3 separate regions of the Mus musculus genome follow, and all the other regions are linked to region 2. Evidence: chromatin loops called from intact Hi-C (ENCODE). Cell type or tissue: heart. All regions are shown on one strand. Region 1 has its middle 43 kb from the start of Flacc1. Region 2 holds the start of Fam126b (family with sequence similarity 126, member B). Region 3 holds the start of Orc2 (origin recognition complex, subunit 2).

Region 1 (8,000 bases), 67 kb before region 2:
TTATTATCCTACAAAACATAAATAAAACCGTCTTTTATAAATACTTCTAGAAAATAAACAAAAACAGAATTTCCTGATGGACTATTAGCTAGAAGTACATTAAGTAAAAACCTGTAAGTTACCTAAAAACTAACAAAAATAATTTTTACTCCTTTTTTTAAGGGAAAAAACCAAACAAACCAGGGTCAAATGTAGCTCAGGCTGGCCTCAAACTGGTTATATAGCTGAAGATGACCTTACACTCCAGACCCTCCTGCCTCTACATCCCAAGTGCTCAGTGTGGTCCACCACAACTGGCCTCATTTTCCTTAAATTTATCTACATCTACTTATCCAGTCACACGTTGCATGTATGGAGAGAGTGTGCTTTGGAGGTCAGAGGAAAACTTATGGGAGCCAATTCTTTCATCATTTTGGTCCCAGGGATCAAACCTTGTTACCAGTCTGTGCAGCAAGCCCCCTTACCCGATGAGCCACCTCACCAGCCCCCCATTCATTGAAGATATAACAGAAATGTTAACATTGGCGAGTTTAACTTTTGCTCATGTGTAGGCATGTAAGGAGAGCTGACATGCATGCTCACATGTGCATAAGTACATGTGTGAGCACACACATGCTTTGGCAGGCACATGCATGCAGTCTTCCTCAATCTCCACCATAATCAGGGAGGCAGGGGCTCTCGATTGAACCTATAGCTGTCCTCCGATACCACTGGTCTGGCTACACAGCTTGCACCAGGAATCTTATCCCCACCCTCCCAGTGCAGTAGCAATTATAGGAGGGACAACATGCCCATCGCCCATCGCTATTTACATTGGTTCCTGGGAGCTGAACTCAGGCCCTTGAGTTTGCTTGGCAAGTTCTTTAACCACTGAGCTATCTCCTCATCCTGGTCCAGGCTAACCCTTAACCACACTTAGCCTCAGAAGTGTTTTTACAGTTAATGCTCTCCACAAACAAGGGGACCCTTTCCTTTCCATTATCCCCCATGCTCCCTAATAGCTCTCACTCTGAAGGACTACATGAAATACCCAGAGACTAATGAAAAACTAACCTGGAAGAATTAGATACTGCACAGAAAAAAGTTTAATATTTTTTATTACCTCTGAGAATTTCATGCAGCAAAATGCTGATGATATTCACCCCTTTCTCACCCCAGGTCCCCGCTCCCATCATTCACCCCCTTTGTTAACTTGTCTCAGGTCCATGTTCTTTCACCCACTCTGTTAACTTGCCCCAGGTCCCTGCTCCCGTCATTCACCCATTCTGTTAAACAGGTTTATGTTCCAGTCTTGCTTTCTTACTCATGCATCTTCAAGTTTGTTTTTTTCAAGACAAGCTTTCTCTGTGTAGTCCTGGCTATCTCAGAACTTGCTATGTAGAGCAGGTTGGCTTTGAACTCAGAGATCCTCCTGCCTCTGCCTCCAGAGTGCTGGGATTAAAGGTGAACCCATGGAATTCAGTTTGTGTTGCCCAGCTATTCTTGGGAGAGGGACCTGCCTTGGAGTGTGATTAGCCTACCAAAGGTTGCTCCAATTTAAAAAAGCAAAACAAAACATACATCTAAGTGACAGTATACAAACTGGGTAGGTTATATTTAGAAATGTGTGTGTGTGTGTGTGTGTGTGTGTGTGTGTGTGTGTGTGTACAACAGTTAATGAGAAAGGAGGTCATGTATTTGAAATTGGAACATTACATAGAAGGATTTGAAGGGAGGAAAAGGGGAAATGATGTAAGTGTAACCTAAAAAACAAAAGAAATCCTAAAAAATAAATTAGACTCATCCACACAAAAGTGCACAGATAAGCCATGTGAACTGTGGAGAGCACACATCATTAGGGAGGGAAGAAGAGCTTCTTCCGTAGTGTGAAGGTGGGCTGTGTCATCTGCTTTCCCTTGTTCCTCCTGTCGTCTTTATTGCTCACGTCATAGTTCACGCCAGTCAGGATGCTAAGAATGTCATCTCCTCTGAAAAAGAAAGCAGCATAAAGCATATGGGGCAAGGAAGTGCCCACCGTCTCACTGGCAGTGCCCACCGTCTCACTGGCTGTGCCCACCGTCTCACTGGCTATATCCACTGTCTCACTGGTAGTGCCCACCATCTCACTGGCTGTGCCCACCATCTCACTGGCTGTGCCCACCATCTCACTGGCTGTGCCCACTGTCTCATTGACTATGCCCACTGTCTCACTGGCTGTGCCACCTTCTCACTGCTGTGCCCACTGTCATACTGGCTGTGCCCAGCATCTCACTGGTTGTGCCACCCACTGTCTCACTGGCTTTGCCACCCACCATCTCACTGGCTTTGCCACCCACTGTCTCACTTGCTGTGTCCACCCTCCCTCTGGCTGTGCCCACCACCTCACTGGCTGTGCCTGAGGTAGGTTCTCTAGTTCTGTCTCTCTCTCTGTCTCTAGTTCTGACATTTGCAGTTGAAAGTCACTGAATCAAGACTTCTCACCACTGTTCTGGCAACTCAGTTTTCTCAGAGCACACAGAGTTACTTTTGTGTACTTGGAATCTCTGCTGGTTACAAGAAACCAGAGTTCCAATGGAGGAGCTAGAGAAAGTACCCAAGGAGCTAAAGGGATCTGCAACCCTATAGGTGGAGCAACATTATGAACTAACCAGTACCCCGGAGCTCTTGACTCTAGCTGCATATGTATCAAAAGATGGCCTAGTCGGCCATCACTGGAAAGAGAGGCCATTGGACGCGCAAACTTTATATGCCCCAGTACAGGGGAACGCCAGGGCCAAAAAGGGGGAGTGGGTGGGTAGGGGAGTGGGGGTGGGTGGCTATAGGGGACTTTTGGTATAGCATTGGAAATGTAAATGAGCTAAATACCTAATAAAAAATGGAAAAAAAAAAAAAAAGAAACCAGAGTTCCTATCAGATTTGCTTTCCTTCTCTGTTAACCTATGTGTTCCTCCATGTTTCCCATGTTGCCATTTGGACCTCACAAATGCCTCCCTTTCTTCCCCCAGTACTCTCTGCCTAAATCAGCATTGCTCCTACAGGAACATCCACAGATTTCTACCAAAATGTAGGCAAGTAAAGGCTAAACATTTCCCATAGCTACTTCCCCACCTCTGACACCAGCTGTCTGAGCAATCTTGTGGAGCAACCTCTTCATCAATCTGCATAGCTGACATGGATCCTGTAGGACTCAGGGTCTGTGTTACAAAATGAAAGCACTGCAATGGTGTTCCTGTCTACTCTCCACATGCCATGGGAAATTCTCACTCTTCAGACACCAGACGATAAGACAGAGATGTAAAAGGAGCCCGTAGAAGGGCTCCTCATTGTTCAGCTATCAGCCGGGTGTAAGTGGGAGGGAACCTGAAGTATGGAGCCCTAATTTAACTGGAGATGAACCATATGCCATAGGGCTATCATCCCACACTTGTGGCTTCTTAAGCAGGTCAAATTAGTAGAGACATACAGATCCCCTGCTCTTCAGTATGGTCACAGTTTGCAAAGAAGATTCAAGGCTAGATAGCAATTAGAGGATTTCTTTCCTAATTTTTAAAAATTATATTTACTTATGCACACAGGCACATGACATGGTTCACATGTGGTGGTCATAGGACAATTTAAAGGAGTTGGTCTTCTCCACCATATAGGTCCCTGGGTATTTAACTCATGTTATAAGACTTGGAACCAAGTGCCTTTACCCAGTGAGCCATCTTGACAGCTCTAAAACATGCCTTCTGACAAAGCTGGTAATGGACAGTTCAACTCCAGGAAATGAGTAATTCTCTAGATGTTTTGTGCTTGACTAATTGTGGCTCGGCCAGCAAAGTTAATCTTTAGTTTTCCGACAGGAACACAGGAATGCTCCCCCTTGGGGGTTTATGGGTGCTCCCTCCAGTCCTCAATGCAGTCACGACAGCTCCGGGGTGCCTTAGGGTCATTAAGGGTTACTTCCCCGAAGATCCCATCGCCTGAACACACCAGGCCCCCATGGGCTGGGGAGTTGATGCCACCTGTGGTCGCCCTGAGCCCTGGTTCTTACCCAGCCAGCAAAGCCAGTAAAGAAAGGAGCTACAGTCCTCCGCGCCCTCCCGGGCTCCGCCCGCCATCCCCTGTGTGCCTTCGCGGCACTCACAGCGACCTCCGGGGCCGGGCAAGTATGCGCACGGCACAGTGGCCGGGGACTTAGGGTCCCGGGCTCGCGCAGCGTCGCGAGTAGCGCTCCGGTTACACCCCGCAGGTCACCTACCTGTCTGCCCCTAAGTGGCCGCTTGAGAGGCTCAGGTCTCAGAGACTTCGCTGCGTGCCTTAGGCTCCCCAAAATGGAGACGCCCAGAAACCGAAAGCAGACGTGGCAGCAGGCGCAGCATCTCTGAGCCCTGGCTGGCATCCTGGGCCAGGCTTTAGCAAAGACAAAGGTCCTCTGAGCAGTCAGCATGGCAGCAGAAAAGCGTTCTCTCCAGACCCTTACTTGACTTCATAAAGACAAAAAAAAAAAAAAAAAAAAAGTCTTTGGCTAGATATGTATCCCACTTTTAAATACAGAAAAACACAAGTAAAATAGCAAATATCTTTATTTCTACTGAAAAAATATAAAAGCAAAATTCTAGGCCTTTAGGCCAAGGCTTGGGAATGTGATCTCTGTGACTCAATGCTCCAAGGTATGCTAATCATAAAACAGCGACATTCCTCTACCCACCCGCTTCCTGGGTTCAAAGAGTGTTCATTCAAAGAATGTGCTATTGTTAGGGGCTCCTAGAAATTGTCTTGAGAGATAACCGGAACAATTACCAGGTATTCCTTGTGACTCTTGTGGCTTTGCACTTCCTTGTGATTCTTAACTGGTATCTTTGGTATTTTCCAACAACGCCCTCCCCACTTCCTTGAGTTGTGGTTTCTTCCTTTAAATGCCCCCTTACCCAGCTACTCGGGGCACCATGGTCCTCTACCCCTGTGTGGTGTATGACCGTGGGCCTGAGAGCGCTCTTGAATTAAAAGTCCTCTTGCAGTTTGCAGTAAGACCGTTTCTCGTGAGTGATTTGGGGTGTCACCTCTCCTGAGTCAGAACGTGTGGGAGTCCTCACGTTGTGGGTCTTTCACTACCACTCTGAACATGTGGGCTTCCTTTCTTATCCGGTGGAGTCGCCCCAGTGGGAGGAGACAAAGTGTCAATACATTTTCTGTGTTACTCTCTTGCATGGGCCTGTCCTGGAGAGTGGTTAATATACATAGCGACACTCCCCTGGAGAAAACTGATTTTCCCTTACCCAGCAGCTATCAGTTGCACCTAGCTTTTCGGTTAGGGGCAGGGCTCTGTCCACTTCCTTGCCTCAGTGCTGGGATTTTGTCCGGTGTGAGCCTGTGCGAGTCTTGTGTGTATTAGCAAAGCCTCCGTGGATTCATATGTGCATTAACATTAGTTCAGTTGTGTCAAGAAGAATTTCCTTGGGGTTATCCACTCTCTCTGTCTCTTCCAGGCTTCCCACCTTCTCTTGTGCATAGATCCCTGAGCCTTGAGTGGAGGGTGTGATAAACACATTCCATCTAGATCTGAGTGCTCCAAAGTCTCTTCCTCACTACACTGTCTAGTTGTGGGTCTCTGGTAATTCCCGTCTACTACAAGAACTTCTCTGACCAGGGGTGAGTGAGGCACTGAACTATGGTTATGGGAATCCATCATTAGAGGTCTGCTTATTACTTTGTTCTTTTAGTAGAATAACAGGAGGCGGTTTTCCCCCTGGTTTCAGGTTCTTGGCCACTTTAACAGTGTCATATATGAGATGCATCTCCTGGAGTGGGCCTTAAACCTGATTTTTTAAAAAGTGGTCGTTCCTTCCATAACATTTATGTCACTATTGCACAGGGTATACCTTGCAGGCAAGTCACAGTTGTATGTCACAGGGTATTAAGGTCAAAATTATTTAGGATCTTGAGTTTTGTCTCATTCCGTCTCATTCTTAAATCTAAATACCACTCAAAAAATTACCATTTGATTTACTTTTTAACAAAGCAAGTGAAAGAACTCAGTGGGGAAACCCCCACTCAGTTCCCAATTCGGCGTGCACCCAAGAATCACGAATAGAACACAACACCTTGATGTAACAACAAGAGGTTTTTTAATGGCGGAGCTCCGGGTCGAAACGTATCTCACACAACAGGAGACAGTGGATTCGACCACGAGGCTTGGAAGCTAGGGGTTTTTATAGAAAAGGAGTGGGGCTGGGGGAGGAATTGGCGCGGTTTCACATGATTGGCCCATTTAAACATCAGCAGCCTGTAACATTTAACTTAGGTCAAAGGGGTGGGAGCTAGGGAGGCGATGGGCCTGCCCGGGCATGTCCTGGTCTGTTCTGCTATGTTCTCAGCCCCAGGTTTCAAAGCTCACAAACAACTCTTTGGGCTATTTAACATACATTACATGAATTACAGTTTTATTTCCTTTCATTCCCCTCTTCTTCTGTTTAGACTAATTCTAATCATAGAATTTTAGAGATTGGTGTCCCCTAACTCTTCATCTACCTGAACTATAAGTTGATATTGCCTTTGAAGAACCATGAGTTTTACTGTATCAATTTTACTCTGGATGAAAGCCATTCCTCTATTTATTATACAAGGGCCGAAAACTAAAGCTAAGCATATCATAAGGATTGGTCCGGCTACAGCGGAAATTAAAGAAGTTATCCAAGATGGTCGCGATTCAAACCACGACTCAAACCACCCCCGTTGAGCATCCCGTTCCTGTTTCCTTCGCTCTAATCTTTCTCTCAGTTTCTGCATAGAGTCTCTAACTATTTCTGTATGATCTGCATAGAAGCAGCACTCTTCTTTAAGGGCAGCACACAGTCCTCTTTCCTTTAGGAACAACAAATCAAGACCTCTCCTGTTCTGTAAAACTACCTCAGACAGGGAGGTCAAAGATTTTTTTAAAGCGTCAATGGACTTCTCTATTGTCGCTAGGTCTTCATTGACAGCATCTCTCAAAGACTGAATTCCCTGTCTTCCTTCTATCAAAGCTGACACTCCCGTCCCCACTCCTACTGCCATACCTATTTCCATGAATGCAGCCAGGGTTAAAGTAATTGGTTCTCTTTTTGACCGCCGCCCAGCATAGCTTTCTTCTAAACTGGATGCAGGGTGATAATATATGCGGGGTAACAGCTGGATCATGACACAAAAATCATGAGATGAATTAAAAACCTTAGTTGATACACAGGGAGTAAGTCCTGTATTGCAAGCCCACCATCCAACTGGGGAAGGTACAAGATAGTAATTAGCTTCCGTTCTGGACACAGACTGAATTTGTCCGCATAGGTGTTTGTGAGTGGAAGGTGGGGTACCTATACAGAGACCTGGATTCCTCGCGGATACTTCAGTCAGGGTCAGTTTTTGTCCTGTACCCCAAGAGCAGGAAGTATGGCTGCTGGTTCTGTTGAAATCTCCATTGAAGTCGATTCCTTCATAATAAGGCGGACCCGAGGACAGGCATAGCCAGCAGTCCTCAGTAGCGCTTGGATCAGTTCTGTTAAGGGCATAAAAGGCTCCTCTCACTAGGTTAAACATCCTCTGTCTTGAAGGAATCGCGGGGGTAATAGTTAGAGGTACCTGAGGAGTGGGAGGTTGGGTGATAGCGGCCATATTAAGGGGGTCCGCAATCACTGGAGTAGGCTGAGTAATTGTATGGGTAAGGGGTGTGAACTTGGTTGGGGGGCCTAAAGGATTGTAGGGGGTCTCTATTTTTAATCTGATAGTGAACAATAATCCCTCATCATATCTTTCCTTGTAAATCCTAAGACCCCAGGTATACCCTTTTGTCCATCCCAGAGCTCTCTTCCCTGGTTCAGTGAAGGTGACACGGAGCGGATGGCACCAGTCAGTACACTCGTCTAGGTCAAATCCTCCAGGCACATAAGACACTAGGGAATAGTTGGCTGTTACTCTAATATAGTCCCAGCTCGAGGAGGGCTTCCAGCGGGCTGTACCTGAAGTCTCGCAACCCCAGCTCTTACAAAAGAAGTCAGCCTTACCTC
Region 2 (8,000 bases):
AAAATATTAATTTGCAATGTAAGTTTTTGAAGGAAAACATGAAACTCTATACTCATTTCTCTTGCACAAATTTCTTTAATAAAGCCAATATATTTTATCTAATTACAATATTTTAGAAAAAATTCTTCTATAGTTATTTCCAAAAGATAAAGATGAATAAACATATATCTAAGGAGTCTTTGTTTTCTTTTTAAACATTATACCTTAGCTGAAGGAAGGCACACATGCATGTAGTTAGAGCCACCTGAGAGGCTAAGGCAGGAGGCCCACTTCACACGAGTTTAAGGCTGATAATGGGCACCATCATGTGAACCCATCTCAAAATGTAAAACAAAAATTACTATTATTTCAAAATAGGTATAAATCAAAAATAAAATCTCGAATGTTCGATGGAAGAGTTTAAATTTACCTTTTTATGAATACTTGTAGCTAAGAAATGCAGGAAAATCACTCAGTCCTTCTGGACTTCTATTCTTTCATATAACAAGAACTAAAATCTATCTTGCAAGTTGGAGAATGCAGAGAACACCCTGTGGTGTGCCTTCCATTTTCATATCTAAGTGGTAAGACTAACTGAGCACCAATGTTCTGAAGAAACTGGCATGACCTAGAAAATGGAGCACTTGCTAGGCGTGGTGGCGCACATCTTTAATCCCAGCACTCAGGAGGCAGAGGCAGGAGGATCTCTGAGCTGGAGGGCAGCCTGGTCTACAGAGCAACTTCCAGGACAGTCAGAGCTACACAGAGAAACCCTGTCTCAAAAATCAAGGTGGGGGTGGGTGGGTGCGGAGGTAAGGGTGGTGGGAGAAAGGACATTCAGATATGTATGGCCACCAAGTCCTCTCCTGGATATGTGCTGTCTCATTTGGTAGCTTTTAACATTTAAAATGTGGCTAAAGAGCTAAGGAACTGGGAATTTTAATTAATTTAAATTTCAAAATAAATTCTTTTTAAAAAGATTTTATTTGTGGTATGTGTGTGTGTGATGTGCATGGGAGTGTCCTTGGATGCCAGAAGAGGGGTATTAGATTCCTGGAAGCTGAAGTAATAAATAGTTGGTGATTGTGAGCCATTTGGTGTGGGTGCTAGGAGCCCAATTAAGGTCCTCTGGAAGAGTAGCAAGTATCAAAGCAAACTCTTAAATCAATTATAAGAAAATACTGAAGTGTATTTGGACTTATCTGGGTGTATGAATACTTTTTTCAAGTGTAGTTTTTCAACCTAAAAATACAAATACAGACCAAGTATTTATATTTATGAAAACAATATATGTGTGTGTATATATATATATATATATATATATATATATATATACACATATATATATACACATATACATATATACTGCATATATAAAGTACATACATTTTTGACAGCATGAAATGTAGAATAATTCATTAATAGTATATATAAATATACATATTTATTCAAGAGAAGGTTTCTCTGTGTAGCCCTGTCCGGGAACTTGCTCTGTATACTAGACTAGTGTTGAACTCTGAGACTCACCTGCCTCTACCTCCCAAGTGCTAGGATTAAAGGCAACCACACCAGGCTTCAGGCTTAAATATGTTTAACATACTGGGTTAGATGAATTTGTTTTTTACTTTTACTGTCTACTAGAAATTTTAATTTTACATATATGGCTTCCATTGCATTTCTACTGGATGTTATCTCTTAAGAGAAATTCCTGAATGTGCATGACATTGAATATGTTTATTAGATTTTTTTTTCCAAATAAAGCACACATTACTGTATCACTGGGGTATGAGCCACCCCTATCTTACAAGAATATTGTTTATTTACTTGAGACAGTCTCACAAAGCTCAGTCTCACCTCAAACTTGGTATGTAGCCAGGGAAACTTTGAACTCTTACTCCTTCTGTCTCTGTCTCCCAACTGCCAGGAGTACAAGCCTGTGCATCATGCTGGGCTCCTATTTTTAAGAGTATTTCTTTAAAGTCATGTGTGGTGTGTGTGTGTGTGTGGATGTTCATGCAGAGGTCAGAGGGCAACCTAATCCAACTGGTTCTCTCCTCTTCCACAGAATGAGCGAGTTCTACTGCACTGAGGGCTCAACAACAGGAAATTATTTCACCTTTAGAACTGTCCGTTTAAGAACAGAAAAAAAAAAGGATTCAACCATGAATGAACACATAATTATGGAAAATTTAAATGCTATCTGCCTATGTCAGAAGTGAACTCAAAAGTTTGGTGATGATCAACCTTCACTAACGATGGCTTGTTCTATCTAGCACTGGGGAAATGTTGACTTGCTTTCCCTAAGGAAGAAGAATGTTACATCCATTACATATAATTTTACAGTTTATCAGGGATTTTCAAGGGTGTATCTCAAATTTCCCTCATTTAAAAACTGAGATGACCATTAAAATATGGGAAAATACAAATGAACTGCTATTACTTTAGTATCCAATCCTTAATCCTAGGATTATGCAGTAGTCTTGATTTTGTGACTTGCTCTTTTTCACTTAAGCACTGTGTCGTAAACACTTATATTTGGGAAACCGTACTTAAAATACAAGCTTGTGAAGCAACCGTTGCAATTATTTCTTCTAGTTTTAAGTATTTTCGGGTCTGAGCTGTTCTTTACCCTATTCAAATACAACCCAAAAAGCCAGGAGGCGAGGAGTACATTGCATCTGGTAGCGGCGGTTTAAAACATCTCTGGGATTTAACAACCATCGTAATTCTCAAGACATCCTTCATCCGCCTCAACACAGCCCAGCAAGAACCTTGCAGCGGCGCTCCCTAGCTAGATCCCGGATCTTCTCCCGGTCTTATCGGATCCCTTCAGCCCTCTCCACTTCTGCATTCCCTGGATAAAGTTTAGATTATGCGTAATCCAGAAGTCTCCCACCAGCTCCCTAAATTACCTGACAGCAATCTGACCTCCCGGGACACTCAATATTCAACCTTACAGCCGGAGACAACCGGAAACGGACGTTGTTTCCTCTAGTTTCTTACGACAGGAAAATGGGGGAGATGGTAAACGTTCCGGTACTGGCGCAAGGCTCCCAGACAACGTAGAGATGACATGAAGGAGCCTGGAAGTAGAGATTATTTCCCACACTTTGCAGCTGGAGTCTGCTTGAGGTAGAAGATATTGAGGAGAAGGACGATAAAGCCGTGTTTGTCTTGCTCCAGGACGGAATCTTTAGGCGGAGCACCGAGAGGCGGGCCAAAGTCATAGCGCAGCCAATGAGAGCGGTTGTTATTAAGCGCGTGGGCCCACTCAATGAGAAGGCTGGTTGTTATGCTGCAGTTGGCAGGCTGCTGCGGGAGGCGGTGGCGGTGGCGGTGGCGGTAGGAAGCCTGAGGCTGCGGGGTGACAGGTAGGCGGCGGTGCTGTCTTGGGGGGGTTGCGGGGGGGGGGGCGCACGGTGCCGGGTGAAGAGGAATTTCTCCTCCGGCTTCGGACGCCGTAGTCGGGAGCTGACGAAGGTGAAGTGGGAAGGCAGCAGGACTGTTGGATCCGAAGCCCTGCAGACCTGGGAGCAAGCTCGGGAGGGTCGTGAGGAGAAGGCGTCTGCCGAGGCGGCTTGGGGATGAGTGTTGTGGGGCAACTTGGGGCCCTAGCAAGGGCGTTAGGGTGTCGGTGGCGCGGGCTGAGGCGGGAAGGAGGCGGGAGCAAGACACAGGTAGTGAGGGCTGAAGGGATGTCTTGCAAGAAGCCTCAGGTAAGAGAAGGACGTGGTATTGCAGACACCTGCGTGAAATCCTAGGTGTTCTTAGGGCCGTTTGCTGGGATGGGGAGAGGTGCGGAGAAGAAAGATATTTATTGGTGGTCAGCTCTAGAAATTGGTGGTTGTACATTATGTAACCCATGGCAGTTATTTTTCCAAGTAACTCGACTGACCCTGGTAGAAGAAGAGCTCTGCAACCCATTGATGTATCTGAGCACTTTGTTCTTGTTGGCTCCAGCGTTCTCTCTACCGAGGCAGGGTCTGTAGGAGGAGGACAGCGTGAAGGCAAGAGTAGTCACGAAGCGCTTATCCCAAATATGGACTTTGGTTGCGAGACAACACGATGTTAGCTTTAGAGGAATGTTGTCAGATTCGTGTTTTGTAGTACAGGAATTTGCTTTGCGGCTTTAACCTTCAGAAAAGTGGAGAGCCTTTTAAATCTATAGACGAAGATAAATGTAGATTAGAAAATGAACAGTAAATTGGTAGACAACTCGCCCCCAGTGTTAAGGACTGTGAAAATAAGTTGGGAATCTTAGCAGAGGAGTGTCAACTTTTAAGTGATTTCCCTTGTTAAGTCTAGGAAGCTAGTTGTGAGTTATGCCTTAGGCTTAAAAAAATAAGTTCGTTGAATGTCATGGACATAGATAAAATTTATGTACAAATTTAAAACTATTTTGTTTTGAAAAGTCTTTTAAATCCACGGTTTGAATGGTGAAATACAGTCCTAAACAAATCCCTGTCGGCGAATATTGTGGAAGGGCACTTTTATAACTCATTGGAAAAATATCTTTAAAAAGTAGCACTATAAATTATTAAAATGTAAGAGGCCTGAGATGCTGCCGTCAAGTTAGACGATGAGGACAAATGTATCCAGGAAGTATATTGTCTTTCTGGGCTTGTTATTTAACTACATGTTAGAAAAACTTTCTAAGATGTAATCTTTTTCTACTATTGATCATTTATACATAAATATTTATACATATACATAACATAAACATACATATACATAAACATTTATGCATATACATATAAAGCTAGAATTTTTCTCTCAAAATATTGTTTGAGTAGAAATGGGTCATTAGTATTTGTTTTGAAATGTCCAGCACACTGAGGTATTTGTCAGTGCTTTAAATAAAAAAATTTAAATGATACTGGTGTTTTATTGCTTGTCTTTTATCTTTTTACAAGAATAATGGTATTTTGGTCACAAAGAAAGCTTACATTTTGCTTTAGGTGAAATTCTATAGTGCTTTACATACAAAAAATACGGTGTTTACATATTGAAAACAAATATTTGCCTTTAGGTAGTTTGATTTAAGAGAGAGCATGTGTGTTTCTGTGTCTCTCTTATGTAACCAGCCCACTCTGTTTGAGAGAACTAATGGTTGATTTTCAGTGGCCAGTAGGTGTCATTGTAGAATGCCATAAATTGAACACTTGAGTAGGGAATTACCAAAGAGTTTAAAAAACAGTCCCAAATTGGCTTCTAATAGGATCTGGATGATTATTTATAAATCATAGAGATTCTGTCTTTTGAAAGATTTCAGTGTCAAAACTATTTGTAAGTGATTTGACACACTAATTGTAAGGAAATATTTTTGCTTGTTTCAAAATGGTTCTTGAATGTTTTGCTTCTTAATATAATCTTTAATCAATCTCTCTCTCTCTCCCCCTCCCCTCCCCTCCCCTCCCCCCCCTCCTCCCCCCTCCTCTTTCTCTCCAGACAGTCACTATGTAGAGTGGGCTGTCCTTGAATTCATAGATATCCACGCACCTTGCCTCCTGAGTACTGGTGCACCACCACAGCCAGTCCTTAAAGTCTTTCTTAATAGCTAGTATTGATTTGTTTCACTGCTGGTAGTTCACAATTTTTACTTCTTATTGTAATATATTAAGGTCTAGAATGATTTTCAGTCTGACTGAGCTTTATTATAGAAAAAAAAGTACTACATAGTTAAAGTTAACTGCTTTCCATGAAACATTTTTTTTAAATGATATGGGCAGAAACCTCAACCAAGTTGTACTGTCAACAAAAATAATATTTTGTTGTTCTTTTAATGCCAGAACAGATTGTGTGTGTGTGTGTGTGTGTGCGTGCTTCATTGCTTGTTGCTTTTCCCCGCCTCCGGAATATTTTCCCCTATATATTTCTGTAGACTATATACTTTTCTCACTATAGGAACTGAATATTTCTTAGTGTCTAAAATGTAGTATAGTGGATTCCAGTGAGGGCTGGCACAGAAATCTATGAAGGTGGTTTACACCTACTGTAATGGAGCTCATTGCTGCCACAGTCTTCTGATGAGCTTGTCCTTTTTCTAGGTCTGTTCCTTATGCTTGCCATAATATAATTGTTTTTAAAAGGAGGGGGCTTTGAGGGGTTAGGGAGATGGCTTAGCAGGTATAGCACCTGCTATGCAAGAATTTGGATCCCCAGGACCAACATATATGCCAGATGGGCATTGATGGCCATTCCATAATCCCAGCACTTAGCGAGGCAGAGTTGGGGACCCACCGGTGCAAGCTGACGAGTTGGCCTAGTCACATTGGCAAGCTTTGGATTCAGCTGAACATACCTCAGTGTATATAAAAGTGCAGAGTGCATGAGGAAGACACCGAATCAACCTCTGGCCTTTATATAATATACACCTGCACATATGTTCACCCCTACACAGCAGCCACACCACGTGCACACAACCACACATGCACACTACTGATGAAAGAGTTGGATCTAATTTTGAGATTCCTCTATGCAGAAAGAGATTTTAAAATAGTCCAGGAAGCTTTTTAGTTCGTAAAAAAGGACACACAGAGATATTTTTTTATCTGAACTTCGCTTTAATCTTAAAGGTGGAATGTGAAGGAGGTAGGTGCGTTTGGAGGGAGGACCCTGAATGACTTGCTTTACATCTGAACTTCACTTTAGAACCTTTGATCTAACTCAGCTCCTGTCACTTGAGGGTGTGAGCCAGTAACAGCAGCTTTAGCTGAGTGAACCAGCTGCCAAATCTACCAGGATTTTATAGCTCAATAAACTGTTTGTATTTAATGTCATAGCTAGAGTAGTTTTCTAGCCAGAAGTTGAAGTTGCCAAAAATAAAAATGTGCTGAATGTTTTGGTTTGAATTAGTTTCTTCTTGGCAGTTAACCACTTTCCATAAGTCAAGCAATTTCTTTTTACAAATTAGTCCTATACTAATTAATTAAAAGATATTTATTTATTCATCTTATTTTTCTCATGTGTCAGAAAGCTATATTGTCTTAGAGTTAAATGAAAATTTAGAAATAAGAATTTCAAGTTTAGCTGGCTGGTGGTGGCACACACATTTAATCCCAGCACTTGGGAGGCAGAAGCAGGCTGATCTTTCTGAATTCTAGGACAGCTAGGGCTATACAGAGAAACGCTGTCTTGATTAAATAATTTTCAATAAAACATTGATATATAGGTATTCACTCAATGATATGTAGTAAACTTAGAATTGCAAATCTTTTGACCTTGACCTAGGTCAAGTTTAGAAACTTAAGTACTTTAAGCCTAATGTTTAGAGATTTGGCTGTTTTGAGACACATATTAGAAAAACTAAATAGGAATGAGTATAAATCCAAATGTGTAATATTTTAAATGGTATGATTTAATTATTTATAAAGCTGTAATGTTTAGGTTTGAGGATTAGCTGCCAAAATAATAGTTATATATTGTGGTAAAAGGCACTGATATAGAATGGTAAAGATGGGTCACCAGGTAGTCATTTTGCTGTAGAGTAACTGTAACCATCAAAAAATATATGCCATTGTCCATCACATGAGTGGCTGACTTTTTTATTTCTCTCTCTCTCTTCTTTTTTCCCTTTTCCTTTTTTTTTTTTTTTTTTTTTTTTTTGATATGTATCACTGTGTGGCTCTGGCTGGCTTATGAATTCATAAATATCCTGCCCTTTCCAAAGTTGGCATAACAGGTGTCACTGCCATACATGGCTATATTTTCTCTCTTATCATCTTATTAATGTACTGAAGCTAGACTCCTGATGTTATCTTTCTTGTTTGCTTTTGCTTTTGGGTTAGCTTCACTATTAGTCCAAGCTGGATTTATCTCTGCTTTCTGAATGATGGGATTACAAGTGTGCTTCTATCTAGCTCTGTAATGTTTCCTTTAACGTTTTATTAACGGGACCAGAAATGTAGCCTAGTCAGTAGAATGTTTGGCTGGATTCAATTCCTAGTACATCATAAACCAGACATGGTTGCATACACCTATGAACTCAGAGTTTAGTTACATAGGTTTGAAGTCATCCTAGG
Region 3 (8,000 bases), 80 kb after region 2:
GAACTAGAGAGAGTTTGGAGCTCTGAGTCAGAGTCTCCACAAGATAAGAACAGGTAGGCCATTGCCCACCAGTGCATGGCCTAGGCAGGCCAGGTGCCCGGCACAAGTGCAAGAATGTGTCAGTTGTTTTTTTTTTATTATTTACCCTTTATGGCCATGAGATGAAACAGTTGGTAGTGTTTCTCTCCCAGGGAATCTGCTGATGTGGCCAGAAGTATCTTGGCCAAGTTGTGAGCTTGTCTCTCATTGGCAGTGGTCATAGTTCATAAGTATTTCTCCTTAAGTGTTTCTCTGTTGTTGTACACTTTTTTGACTACCACCAGCAACTCCTCCAAAGTCTTATCCCCTAGCCTGTCTATTCTCTGAAATTTGTGCCTGATTTCAGGGGTGGCCTGATTTACAAAGGCCATAATGACTACTGATTTATTCTCAGGTATCTCTGAGTCTAGGGATGTGTAGGTGAAATAGGTCTCCTTAATCCCTTCTAAAAGGCTGCTGGTGATTCTGTCTTTTCCTGCTGCACATTATGTACCTTGGCCAAATTAGTGGTTAACACACAGCTACCCTGAGATCTCCCATTAGAGTCTGGTGGTAGACCTGAAACCTCTTCTTACCTTTTGCCAAGTTAAAATTCCAGTCTGGTCTAGTCAAGGGAAAGTCTGCATCAGTCATAGCTTAGTTAGTAGTAGGAAGTCTCATTTGATCCCAGAACCAATTTCCGGACCTCATTTAAAATCCTCTTTTGGTCCTCGGTAGTGAAGAGGATCTACAAGAGCTGTTGGCAGTTATCCCAGGTGGGTTGGTGAGTAAAAATGACAGAATCTATTAAGTTAACTAAGGCAGCTGGTTTCTCTGAGAATTCAGTATTCTGGATTTTCCAGTTATATAGATCACTAGTAGCAAAGGGACAATATTGTATCAGTTGGTTAGGGGCCTATTTCCTTCAAGGAGAGAAGACCGGCTTGGCCGTGGGCAGTCAAGGCAGCTTTCATTGGGCTTTCCCTCAAGTATAAGGTGGGTGTGGAAAGTGTAGCTGAATAAACCCTTTCCTCCCCAACTTGCTTCTTGGTCATGTTTGTGCGGGAATAGAAACCCTGACTAAGAGAGCTGCTGTGGCAGCAGCAGTGATTTGAACCATTCTGGTGGCTCCTGGACCACATCCTGCTGGCGATGATGTAGATGACTTGGTCATCAAAAATAATTTCCTTGGTCCTAAAAATCATGAGCATGTGCCAAGTTCCCTCTAGGGGCCAGCCAACATTGAAAATTGGCCATTCATTCATGCAAAAAGTGATTAGTCTGTCCTTAACAACTAAGCCTAGACTTCTAGCCATAATTTTATAGTCCTTGAAATGGTCTAAGAACAAAGTTAAAGGTGTGGTCTGAGCCTGTCCCATGGCATCAGTCACAGAGAGCAAACAGAAGAATGAAAGACAATAAGGCACTCAGTCCTCCTGGTGATTGGAGGCAAAAATGTAAGTGAGACAACAGCCTTATACAGTGTTGTAGGAGCAACCCAATTCATCTCAAGTCTATGAGGGGGATCCAATTCCCTCCATGTGGGTCCGGGGCATCTCCCAAGTCCCTTGGCCCTGGGGTCATCCAACGAGTCCATCTAGACTGCCTACAGGCTACTCATATCAAGGGTAGAGAGCCAAGACACCAAGACAGAGGACAAACATTCAGACACCTACCAGTCAGGTTTTGACTCAACAGTTCAAGGAGTCCTGGGGGGATGGGAATCCCGGACAAGCCCCCAAATGTTATGCCCCGATCCAAGGGTCCCCAAAGACCACCAGGAATAAAACTCATATGCAAAAGCAAAGAGTCTTTATTCAAACTCAAGCTTGGACCTTCTGGCTCCTCTATCAATGTGAGGTAGCAAAGAAGGCCTCAAGCACCTAAGGTTTAACATTTTTATTTCAGTTACAGCAAGGTGAGGAACTTATCAACTTAGCAGTTATATGACTGTCTAACAATGATTTCAGTTGGCTTAAGCAGTTTTATCTATATCTATCTACACAGATATAGAGCGTTAGGTATTTTCTTGCTGGTGGATCATGTCTAGGGTGGTTCCTTCCTGGAAAGGTTTTTTATTTGTTTGTATGTTTTTGTTTTTTTTTTGTTTTTTGGGGGGTTTTTTGTTTGTTTTTTGTTTTGTTTTGTTTTTTGTTTTTCAAGACAGGGTTTCTCTGTTTAGCCCTGGCTGTCCTGGAACTCACTTTGTAGACCAGGCTGGCCTCGAACTCAGAAATCCGCCTGCCTCTGCCTCCCGAGTGCTGGGATCAAAGGTGTGCACCACCATACCCAGCTGTTTTTTTGTTTGTTTGTTTGTTTGTTTGTTTTTTAATAAATTAGAGTTTAACCGAGAACAGGGCCTAGTGTATAAAATGGAGGTCTGGTTACAAGATGGAGTCTGTCTTGTCAAGTTGTGGCCCTTCAACAGTACCTGGCATGAATTCCCTCCTATTGATGAAACATAGTAAGTAATAACTTGGGTTATCTATAGGAAAATAGATTCTAATAGCATAGAGGGTAGGTATCTGCCCAGCTCTTGTGCTGTTTAAGGTTTATAAAGGTTGTGTGTATGTTTTATCCGGAAACTAAATGATCAAAGGTGGGTAGTAATTTGGGTCCGGATTAAATAATTTGTCCAACAAAAGTGAAATACGGATGTATGTAAAGTATCCTCACATTTCTCAATTGGAATCTTTAAACCAGTGGTTCTCAACCTGTGAAGTATAACCCCTTTGGCTAACCCCTATCTCCAGAAATATTTACATTTATGATTCATAACAGTAGTAAAATTACAGTTATGAAGTAGCAAAAAGAAACAAACAAAAACGTTATGATCAGGGGTTACCACAACATGAGGAAGTGTTAAAGGGTCCAGCATTAGAAGATTGAGAACCACTGTTCTAAACAGCTCCCAAAAAGTCTGACTCCATTTCTTCCTTCCCACTATTATATTCCACAGATAATCTTTCAATACAAATGTGGCCAGTCCCTTAAGTACCAACTTGTAATTCATAATATCTGACACTTTGACACTTTATTCATCTATTTTCATTTTGCTTTTCTTCCTAGAAAATTCAAATCAATTCAGGCCTTAGTTTTCATATCTCTTCCTTTAAGGAAAGTGTTCCTGATTCCTTCTGGTCTTATAATTATATAATCCTGTGCCCTGCTGTTAGGAACATAACTTAAAAATCATTCTCTGTAACTTGGAAACCATTTTGTATGACTTGAAATAACGCAATGCATGTGCAATAGAAGTTTGCCACCAGGTAGCTCTGATGAGACCTAGAAGCAAACCACCGGCAGGTCACCTGGAAGCCCAGTTACCAGCCTAGCCCCGGACGGTCCTTGATATGGTTAAAAACAAAAACCTAACCACAAGGTGGTGTTAAGATAGTGAACCAAACCCAAGTTGTGAGCTTGATTTTCAGAGCTCAATGAAATGATACAAAGGTTGGAACTTTGGGATTTGTGCTCTCTAGGCATCACATTTATAGCCAGTGTGTTTATATCCATTGGCAAGAATGAGTAAGTATTCAGCTGCCTTATTCTAGCACTTTCCCCAAGACTGTATGTTCAGTTTCTTCTCGTTCAATTACCCAGAAGCTCAGTTATTCAGAGGTGCCTCTACTTGAGTATTGTATTCTTACTGTTGGTTCTAAGTATGATAAGTTCGGAATAAGCGAATCCAAATGACGTAGTCCTGTTAGTAAACAAATATTTTCATGTATCCCAGCCAGATTCACTCGTTTTCCTTCTCATTTCCTCTGTATAAGCCCCCTTTTCGTGTCTTTATTTCATTAGTTGTATGGTCCTATTTTCTTGTTCATGCTCTGGCTCCGCCCTCCCTCAAACCCTTGAGATCCCTTTGCATCATATGCGAGCAGGTATTCGCTGTTCCTCAAGCGAATCCATCTTCATTATCTTTTTTTTTTTTTTTTTTTTTTCCTCAGAGCAGCTAGACTAACAATATTAAGATTGACATAAAACACCAACCAACCGTACAACCGGGGACGCTGCCCTTAACTTCCAGACAGCTAGCACACACTTGTCTCTCCAGAGATCCGGCGTGCTCCGCGCACGGTCCCTTCCCCCGGAAACGGAAACTGAAGAGATGAGGAAAGCCCGGGAACCCACTATTGGTTGGGGGATCTGTTTTCCGACTGAGCGAGGGCCTATGGCCCGAGTCAACGGGCTTGCGGCGCCGTCGCTCTGGGCGGCTCGGCTCCCCATTGGTTTCTTAGGGCACCGCCCACCGGCGGCCGGGGATTCAGTGTGCTGCGCGCAGCTCCCTTGCCCTGCTGGGCGCGCAGGTTCGGCTTGGACCGGTCGACTCTTTCCCTAGACGCTGGCCTCCCCGGGCCGTTCTGGGGTGTTCCGCGGCGGCGGGAGTCCTGGCTGGCGGCTCAAGTGAGCCTCGCGGCCGTTCTCCCTCCCGCCGGCTCGGACTCGAGAGGTGAGTCCCAGTGCGCCCTGCTGCAGCCGCGGCTCACTGCGCGCTTCCCCCGACACCCGTGGCCTTGCCGCTCGCCCACCATGGCGGGAGATGACGAGGCCGCCGGGCGCAGGCTGGAGGATGCTGGGGAGCAGCCCCCCTGGGTGAGAGGCGCTGTCTGCGAAAGCCAAGGCTGTCCTGTGGCGAGAAGTCTCCTGCACGGACCGTGCCTGCTTTCCGGCTAACCCGGCCCTTTATTTGAGAAGAGAATGAAAAGGAACTGTAACAAAAATGGCAGTGTTCTGCCAGAGGAGAAGGAACTCGGAGGGATGTAGCTCAAGGGATCGCGGGATGGAACGACTGCTGAAGTCTGTTCTGTTGTCCCGGCCGGGTGTCCCTAAAGGTCTCCTTGGGGCAGTGCTTGGTTTGAAAAATGTGTTTACTCCCAGAGGAAAGTGCATGGCTGCCAACACTTGGTGCTGCCTTGTAGTTAGTTGACTGTGAAGAGAATTGACCCTTTAGCCCTACAGATAATCACTATCCGTTATAGATGCTCCCTGTGGATATCTGCATTTCATTGGTTGATTATGGGCATGTGCATTCATGTGGATGTTGGTGCATATGTGCCGGTAGTGTGTGTTAATTTTAGATGTCTTTTTGGATCGTTCTTAACTGAGGCGGGGTCTTACTCTAACCGGGTCCTTGTTGGTTAACCAGCTTGCCTCGGGGAACCCCATTCTCCTCCTCCCCAGTTCTGAGTGCTCCTCAACTTTTAAATGACTACAAGGATCTCAGTTCCCATTCTGACGCTTGCAGGACACGTGCTTTTAGCCACTGAGCTGTCTAGTCAGCCTCCCAGATTGCAGTTTTCTTGTGTATCTGTTAGGTAGTGTTTTTCTGAGGAATTGCAGAAAAGAAGGGGACATTCTCTTAGGAGGTCTTGGTAGGAATTTCAGTTGAGGTGATTTTGTTTGTATTACATAAAATATCTTAAAAATCGGAGATGTTGTATAAATGCATTTGAGGCTGAACAGGCATACCCTGCCTTTTTGACATTTGGATACCTTGTTGCTGTCATTTACAAAGTTCGTGGCTGAGAATATCACAATACAGTTACAGAAAATTTTGCAAAAACCACTCATAATGTTTAAGCACGTTTACAACAAGGATTCGTGGCTATCCTTGACTATATAGGGCTGCTCACCTAGTGATTAAAATACTAGATCTGGGAATGGGGCATAGCTATGATCCCACTACTCTTAAAACTGAGGCTGCTAAGTCATGAGTTCAAAGCTGGCTTGTATTATAAAGTAAGACCTTCACAATAGTAAACTAAGGGACTAGGGGTGTAATACAGTTGATGAAGTGCTTGGTTTAGCACACTGGAAGCCCACAGCTCCACCCCAGCACTGCATATGCTAATGATAGTGATACAGGCCTGTAACCTATCTAGCACATGGGAGGTGGGGGCATAATCAGAAGTTCAAAGTTATCTTTGGCTACATGGTTGGAGACCAGTCTGGGACTCATGAGATAATTGTTACACACACACACACACACACACACACAAAGTAAAAGAAAATGTAACAGGTATTAGAGAGATGGCTCAGTTGGTAAAGTGCTTGCCTTGCAAGCATGAGAACCTGAGTTCAATCCCTAGAACCTACATTTAAAAAAAAAAATGGTGGCAGGGAGCTTGCCGTCTTAGGGAGGCAGAGACAGGCGGTTCCCAGGGCTTGCTGGTCAACCAGCCTAGTCTACAAGTCCATGGCTATTGAGAGACCCTGTCTCAAAAAATAAGACAACTGACTCCCGAGGTTGTCCTCTGACCTCTGCACTTACAAGTACACAATAAACCCCCTTAGGGAAATGGCCTGTGATAATATTTAGTTACCTAGAATATTTTTATGAGTCCTTGAAAATTCACTCTCAAGAATTATTTATCTTTTACTAATGAAAATTAGATAATAATATTCTCTGTAGTCTGACCCTCCCCCACACTTTCTCTCCTCTCATTGCCTGGAAGTTCAAAGCTATATGTTTTGTTTTGTGATGACATGTTATAAGTAGTTTTCAGAGAGGGTAAGATTCTTATCCAGTGGCAGGAAGTACTTTACAAGATAAATGAAAAAGGAACAAGCTATATAATCGACTGATCAGGAATTTAAGAATCAGTCAAAACTGGGTCTCTAAATTGTGTGAGTTTTGGTGAATCATTCAATATTTAACCAACAAGTTTACTTATTTATAAAGTAGAGTAATAGCACACATACACAAAAATGTACTTGAATCATACTTGGTTTCTGGGGTATCTAAAGGTGCCTGGTATAGTATCTTACATAATGTATTAAAACAACAAAAACTCTGTTTTTCAAGTGTAAATTGTTAAGTTTCTTCATATAGGTATCATATAGATGTATTACACATTTTGTCTAATATACTCAAATTATTTATGAAATGACCCAAGAAGGGTATGGTTTGCTAGATATGGTTCTGACTCTGTGAGTGAAATAGTTATTATTTTTCCCCACAAAATATAACCTCTTAGAGCTCCCAAGGTTAAATGAGAATACATGTAAAGAGCTAGGTTTGGTGGCACTTTTAATTCCAGCACTTGAGAGGCAAAAGCAGAAGTTTGAACTTGGCTACATAACAACACTACAGCAGAAAACAAAATTCATAGTGAGTGCTTAGCTTTCTCCTCTAACCTGCTTCTTACCAGTCTAGACAGTTTTCTCAGTGTGACGTTCTTTAGCCTATTACTTTTTTGTTCTCTTCTTGCCACCATAGCAGCTTTAGCTTCTTGAGGATAATTATCTACACATCATGCTGTTAGTTAAAACTCTTCACTTTGGGAGGGGTGCTTTCCTTCACCTACTAGCTGATCTTGACTGACTTCTAGTTACAGGTCACTGGATGTTCAAGCTGCAGAATGCATAGCACCTTACAAGGTAAAAGAAAAAGCCATTTAATTATGCTGGTTATTAAACAAAAATTTAGCAATATGATCTGTGTAATAAGTAAGTTGTAAAAGATAACCATTAGGTTTTTGGTGTTTGTTTTGGGGGGTTATTTGTTTTTGTTCTGTTTTTCTGAAGGAAAGGTAAAAATAGGATTTCTGAGAGCATGTCCCAGTTTGGTTTTCTGATGCTGTGGTAAAGACTCTGACCAAAAGCAAGCTGGGGAAGAAAGGGCTTGGCTGTCCCAGTTTCAGGCCATCATTGAGAGACATACAAATGGAATAATGCATAGTATGATCCCCTTTAAAAAATGTTTAAATATTGTGTGTTCATTTCCCAAATAAGTTTAATTAACTTGACCATTGGTGTGACCCCTTCATCTCACTGACTTACTGGCTTTGTTTAGGTTGGCCACAATGAGCACTCTGCAGTTAAAGGAAACCAAGGTGCCAAGCGTGCAGTTTGTGGGAGATGATGATGTTCTTAGTCACATTCTGGACAGAGAAGGAGGTATGCATGATTGTACAGTTGAAGAGATGCTTATGGATCACGTTGTTCTTAAAAACATTATAACACGGGCTGGTGAG

What was found. Peaks named below come from ENCODE experiments on the same cell type or tissue, not always from the same donor. Only the 100,000 strongest peaks of a DNase experiment are listed, where the experiment ranks them.
Region 1: it touches region 2 in a loop (3-fold over the local background); 3 of 42 quality-filtered maps call a loop at or near these places.
Region 3: it touches region 2 in a loop (5-fold over the local background); 2 of 42 quality-filtered maps call a loop at or near these places.

What each region holds. Positions count from the first base shown.
Region 1 is chr1:58,648,912-58,656,911 of GRCm38, reverse strand. It overlaps the pseudogene Gm20257. Among named protein-coding and RNA genes, the nearest start is that of Flacc1, 43 kb to the left of the region's middle. In heart, no CTCF peak of the experiment used is centred here; DNase peaks (open chromatin) are centred at 4,031 and 4,301; H3K4me3 peaks cover 1,162 bases; H3K27ac peaks cover 717 bases.
Region 2 is chr1:58,581,562-58,589,561 of GRCm38, reverse strand. It overlaps Fam126b (family with sequence similarity 126, member B), which reads left to right and starts at 3,229. Exons shown (of 13, transcript NM_001310598.1): 1 at 3,229-3,350. It overlaps Ndufb3 (NADH:ubiquinone oxidoreductase subunit B3), which reads right to left and starts at 3,165. Exons shown (of 3, transcript NM_025597.3): 1 at 2,892-3,165. In heart, CTCF peaks have their summits at 3,341 and 5,107 (motif pointing right); a DNase peak (open chromatin) is centred at 3,241; H3K4me3 peaks cover 2,421 bases; H3K27ac peaks cover 1,583 bases.
Region 3 is chr1:58,501,246-58,509,245 of GRCm38, reverse strand. It overlaps Orc2 (origin recognition complex, subunit 2), which reads left to right and starts at 4,137. Exons shown (of 18, transcript NM_008765.3): 1 at 4,137-4,474; 2 at 7,356-7,404; 3 at 7,820-7,923. The coding sequence starts at 7,830. It overlaps Gm15834 (a long non-coding RNA gene), which reads right to left and starts at 4,130. Exons shown (of 4, transcript XR_865442.3): 1 at 1-4,130. In heart, a CTCF peak has its summit at 4,285; a DNase peak (open chromatin) is centred at 4,225; H3K4me3 peaks cover 2,753 bases; H3K27ac peaks cover 1,329 bases.